Regions from separate parts of the Homo sapiens genome. Here region 1 is linked to region 2. A link is an interaction called in ENCODE POLR2A ChIA-PET data of the cell type or tissue named here. Cell type or tissue: GM12878. All regions are shown on one strand. Each heading gives the region's core, and the rest is flanking DNA. Links, peaks and the distances in the headings are about the cores only.

Region 1 (2,921 bases), core at 319-2,818, 73 kb after region 2:
ATAAAAATAGAAGGTAATTTTTTCTCAGCCTGATAGATACATGCTTAGTGATGAAAGACAGAATGTTCCACCTCTAAGATCTGGAGCAAGGGAGGGATATTTGCTTTTGCCCTTTCTATTTCATTTTGTACCAGAGGTCTTCATCAGTGAAATAAGACCAGAAAAAGAAGTCATATGCATAAATGTAAAAGTGAAAAATAAAACTGATTATATTCACAAATGATGTGACATGATTATATATGTATAAAATAGTAATGAATTTACAAAAATGGTAGCAGAATAGGTGAGCTTAGCAATGCCAATATATAAAAATGAGTTGCATTTTTATCTACTAGCAATGAACAATTCGAAAATTAGATTAAAATATATACATATAAATATATACATATAAAATATATACAATATATTTACAATTGCATCAAAAGAACAAAATATTGTGATATATTTCACAAAATATGTACATGACCTGTACACTGAAAACTATTTCATACAAAAGAGTGCTGAGAAAAATTAAAGATGATGTCAACAAATGAAGAGATATTTCATAGGTTGGAAGACTCAGTAGTTTTTGATGTCATTTCTTGCCAAATTTATTTGTAGAATCTGAATCACAAGAATCACAATCCCAGCAGATTCCCTGGGTAGACATTTAGAATAGCAAACCCTTGTTCTCTTTCTTTTCTTTTCTTTTCTTTTCTTTCTTTCTTTCTTTCTTTCTTTCTTTCTTTCTTTCTTTCTTTCTTTTTCTTCTTTCTTTCTTCCTTTCTCTCTTTCTTTCTCTCTCTCTTTCTCTCTCTCTTTTCTTTCTCTTTCCTTCTTTCCTTCCTTCCTTCTTTCTTTCTTTCTTTCTTTCTTTCTTTCTTTCTTTCTTTCCTTCCTTCCTTCCTTCCTTCCTTCCTTCCTTCCTTCTTCTTTCTTTTTCTTTTTTTGTGGAGATGAGGTCTCACTATATCATTCTGGTCTTGAGCTGGGATTATAGGCATGAGCCACTGCACCTGGCCTAGAATAGCAAGCCATTCCTAAAATTTTCATGGAAATGCAAATAACCTAGAATAGACAAAACAATTTTGAAAAATAAGAACCAAGTTGGAATACTTACACTATCTAATTTAAGATTTGCTATGCAATATTCAGGAAAGGTATTTGTGTAGAGATAGACATATAGATCAAAGGGACAGGATGTCAGCCAGAATGGCAGAGTAAGCGCCTCTGAAAATTCTTTCCTCCAGGACAATGAGATGACTGCTTGACTTATGATGGGGTTACGTCCTGATAAATCCATTGTAAGTTGAAAATGTAAGTCAAAAATGCATTTAACACACCTAACCTACCAAACATCATAGCTTAGCCTAACCTACCTTAAACATGCTCAGAACACTTATAGTAGCCTACAGTTGGGCAAAATCATCTAAGACAAAGCCTATTTTATAATAAAGTGTTGAATATTTCATGTAATTTGTTGAAGAGTGTACTGAAAATGAAAAACAGAATGGTTACTTGGGTACTCCACGTGTGGTTTCTACTGAATGCGTATTGCTTTCACACCACTGTAAAACTGAAAAATCTTAAGTTGAACCATTATATATCAGGGGTTGTCTGTGCTGACAAAATTTGTCAGAACAACTTTTTCAGTTCTGGAAGTTAACCAAAAGCTTGTAGTGTTATAGAACCAAACTGGGATCCATTTCCTCAGTGCAGCAAAACCAGATATGCACACTGAGGTTTTGCAGTGGTAGAAAGGAAGGCATTTATTTGCACAGTGCCAAGCAAGGAGAACCAGGCAGCTAGTGCTCAAATCCTGACCTCCTCTACGGCTTGCAGGTGACAGTTTTTAAAGGCAGGGGTAGATTTCAGGATAGCAAAGTCACAGGCAAATTTGTAAATCAATACATAGAGGTTATACATTGGTTTTGGCCAAAAAGGGCAGGATATCTTGAAGTGGGGACTTACAGGTCATAGACAGATACAAAGGTTTTCTGATTTGCAATTGGTTAAGAAAGCAAAGCTTTGTCCAAAAATTTGGAATCAGCAGTAAAGAATGTTAACTGGCTTGTGGGTGTGACTCCCTCCAGGCCCCTCCTGAAGAAATTTAGAACAAACAGCAGAGGTCAGAGTTCAGTCCTTGGTTTCCTCTCATCTGAGGTCCATGTGCCAGTGGAACTATTTGGTGGGGGTCTAGGTTTCTGAAAAGCAACTCAACAGACACACGTTAAGATGTTAGCTTTAGTTTCCACAGGGAACCAAACATCTCTGGATTCTAACTTCTTTGGCTATTGTTTTCAAGCTACTATCATTTTCTTGCTTATCAAGTTATTATTTACTTTTCAAGGCTAGCTAGGTACCTGGAATTTCCCTTAAAGGAACTCAAGATTTTCCTTAATTTCCATGCTTGAGGGGGGTGGAGGTGAGGGGGCTCCCAGGCCCCTAAGAGGGGGTCCTTGCTTCATCTCAATAGCAATCAAGAAAAACATCTGAATCTCAGTAAGAACATTGAGCTTTGTGATGTTTTAACTTTCCCTATTCCCATCCCGTCTAGCCATGTCTGCAATAACCTTGAAAACAACAACAACAACAACAACAAAATGGCCCACAGTAACGGTAGGCCTTGGAGACCTGTGGGATTCAATCAAAATTATCAAGATACTCACAATGAGAGTCAGATAAGGAGAGGATAGAGAGAAATGGGCAGAAAGAATATTTGAAGAAATAATGGCTGAAAACTCCCCAAATTTGGGCCAGGCGTGGTAGCTCATGCCTGTAATTTCAACACTTTGGGAGGCCGAGGTGGGTGGATCACCTGAGGTCAGGAGTTCCAGACCAGCCTGGCCAACATGGTGAAACCCCTCTCTACTAAAAATACAAAAAAAAAGAAAAGAAAATTTAGTCAGGTGTGGTGGTGCACGCCTGTGGTCCCAGCTACT
Region 2 (2,921 bases), core at 302-2,801:
AGGAAAAAACCATCTTGCAGCCAGATTTCAGGTCCAAAGCTCTAGATTTTGTATTCTGGCTATCTCTCCCTTTCATCAGTGACACAGTCTTCCATTTTTGATCTTGCAAAAATTTCCCGAGTGAACCAGTGTTCATTTTAAGAAGCTTTGGTTTCAGGCAATCTGACAATTAATTTAACGCAACAAGCTAATCAAAGTGAGAGGTGTAACAGCAAACTTACTTCTGTTCAAGTATCGGCTCTGGGATTTAAAAGAGTGAAAATCAGAAGTTAAAACTTGGAAACAATCCCTGATGATTTCAGCCAGCAAGAGAAAGACTACTTGGGTACATGCCCTGAAGGAGGGATGCTTTCTCAGACCATGCTTTTGAACACTTTCAGAGTCTCATTGAGCAGAGCCTTCTGGGGAGGGTTCACCTTGAAATGTAGGTAAATACACATGTGTGTTTGTACATGTATGCAAACACACTTGTGTTGTACTGCATATGTTCCATGCACACATGTGTATGCAAATGTGCATGGGCAGTGTGTGAACATGTATGTGCCTGCAAACACATATCGTAGGCTTGCATGTAAGTACACATTGCAGTGTGCACGTGTGCACAAATTAGTATGCACACGTGTAGGTACATGCATGCATGGTACGCACATGTACATGCAGGCATACTATGCACTGCATGTGTGCATGTGTGCTGTGTACATGTGTGCATGCACAGATACGCATGTGCCATATGCCCATGCCACATGCCCATATGTACATAAATGCAGACACATGCAGTGTGTACATATGTATGTACACACACACAAATATGCATGCACAGTATATATACGTACACACGCATGCAGACACACGCACACACATTCCTGCAAGTCAGGTATGAACAACAATTCTAATTACTTTATCAGCTTCTGCCTGGCAATGGTGGCTTGTACTTAAAGAGAAGAGCATACATTTTCCCCAGAACTCCCATGGTCTGTCAGTAACCCACCCAGAGGAAACTATATACTCCACGCCTCCCCAGTTTTCCACGGTCAGGCTGATGTCCAAACTCCTCTCAACTCATGCTCAATGTATTTGCATTCCCAGTCTCTTTTTACCAGAAAAGACCCTAGAAAAATCTATTGAAGACAAAAAAAAAAAAAACAGAAAAGCACAGCTGAGAGAGACCCTCAAGGCTTAGGCATAGAAAAAGTCTGAGGACCTAATAAAGAATATAACAGCGCACTCCAGCAGCAGTGAGTAGTTCTGCATTATCACTGTATGCAGCACACCATTCTAAGTGTTCTGGTTACATTAACTCACTTAATCCCCACACAAAGCTTTGATTATCCCCATTTAGTGTAAGTGGGGAAACTTAGTGCAAAGGTCAGACACCTCCAACATGACAGCACTAGGACCCAACCCCAAGCGGCCATGCTTGAGCCACCCCACGCCCTGTCCTCATGTGACAGTAGTGGGGCTCCCAGGCCGTCAGAGCTCACAACAGCTCCAGTGACTCAAATAAGAACAGCCCTGAACATTCTCTATTCAACCTCAGAGCAAGCACAGAGCAGAGACAGAGATCCTTTTGGTCCCCCTAAAATGTCCCTGACACACAGGAAAAACACAGGTGAGGAGGGGAGGGAATGAGTCACAAAAATTAAAAACCACCATAGTATATTTAAATGAGCTATTAGCCATACTGAGAGAATGAGCAGGAGCACTAAGTTTAAGGAAGGACACTTTCACCCCACAGCTGCTCCTAGGATGGCTCAGCCTCTGCACAGAGAACGGCTGCATCAGCCTGTGGGAGGCACACCTGCTCTGCCAGGACGCCGTGGCTCCCAGTGCTACCCCAGACGGGTGTACACCAGGTCTGTTTCACATCTCTGATCTGCGTGACAGGAAACAGAAACAGAACTTGAGAGACCTACGCGTCCCAGAAGAGGTCAAATGTTAGCAAATGCATAAAATGAGCTTGTTTGTCTTTCTGACTTGAGGCTCACTGACTGCCTCCCTAACAGTGTTCCTTCTTTTTTTTTTTTTTGGAGACGAAGTTTCGCTCTTGTTGCCCAGGCTGGAGGGCAATGGCGTGATCTCTCAACTCACTGCGACCTCCGCCTCCCAGGTTCAAGTGATTCTTCTGCCTCAGCCTCCAGAGTAGCTGGGATTACAGGCACCTGCCACCACGCCCAGCTAATTTTTGTATATTTAGTAGAGATGGGGTTTCACCATGTTGACCAGGCTGTTCTTGAACTTCTGACCTCAGGTGATCCACCTGCCTCGGCCTCCCGAAGTGCTGGGATTACATGCGTGAGCCACTGCGCCCAGCCAACAGTGTTCCTTCTTAAGTCTACTCCTACCCTGCAGCCATACATCTGGTGGTGGACAATGGTGCCTCTCCAGTCTTTCCAGGTCATTAGCCAGTCCCAGACAGACCTCTGTCCCCCAAGAACCTGTTCGTGTGACAGGGCTGCCTTTGTGGCACTAGTCCTGACGTCCCACATGAGTGGCCTACTCCTGTTAACCACCACACCATGTCCCTGCTACACCCCGAGGGAGCCTGCAGGGCCCCCAACCACCACTGCTGCAGCCGCCACCCCACCCCGCACCTCCCTGCACCCGCTCACCTGCAAAGGCAAGGACCACACTGGGCAGCTGCATCCCATCTACGGGGGTCCGCAGCCGCAGCTCCCAGGGAGACCCCCATCAGAGGGCAGAGCCTTCCAACGCCCAGGGGAGGCTACTGGTGGAGCGGGAATTCAACTCAGTGAGTTGCTGCCAGCAAAGTGTTTAATGAGATAGAGAAGAGTAGGATAGTCCATCTAGAAAACGTTTGCACTGTTCGCGAAACTTTGTTTCTAACATATATATCCTGCTCTACATCTCATCCTGTTATTCAGATGGTCTCCAACTTACCATGGCTCGACTTAACAATTCTG

What was found. ChIA-PET counts read pairs that join two places held together with the same protein. Peaks named below come from ENCODE experiments on the same cell type or tissue, not always from the same donor. Only the 100,000 strongest peaks of a DNase experiment are listed, where the experiment ranks them.
Region 1: POLR2A ChIA-PET joins it to region 2 with 9 read pairs; 3 of 35 experiments call an interaction of 5 or more read pairs at or near these places.

The regions. Positions count from the first base shown.
Region 1 is chr1:230,036,179-230,039,099 of GRCh38, reverse strand. No RefSeq gene overlaps it. Among named protein-coding and RNA genes, the nearest start is that of GALNT2, 30 kb to the left of the region's middle. In GM12878, for the core only: no CTCF peak of the experiment used is centred there; a DNase peak (open chromatin) is centred at 1,614.
Region 2 is chr1:230,108,937-230,111,857 of GRCh38, reverse strand. The region is part of intron 1 of GALNT2 (polypeptide N-acetylgalactosaminyltransferase 2); the gene reads right to left. Among named protein-coding and RNA genes, the nearest start is that of GALNT2, 43 kb to the right of the region's middle. RefSeq lists enhancers at 1-173, 1,211-1,290, 1,301-1,360, 1,991-2,050. In GM12878, for the core only: CTCF peaks have their summits at 1,278 and 1,796; a DNase peak (open chromatin) is centred at 1,637; H3K27ac peaks cover 1,820 bases.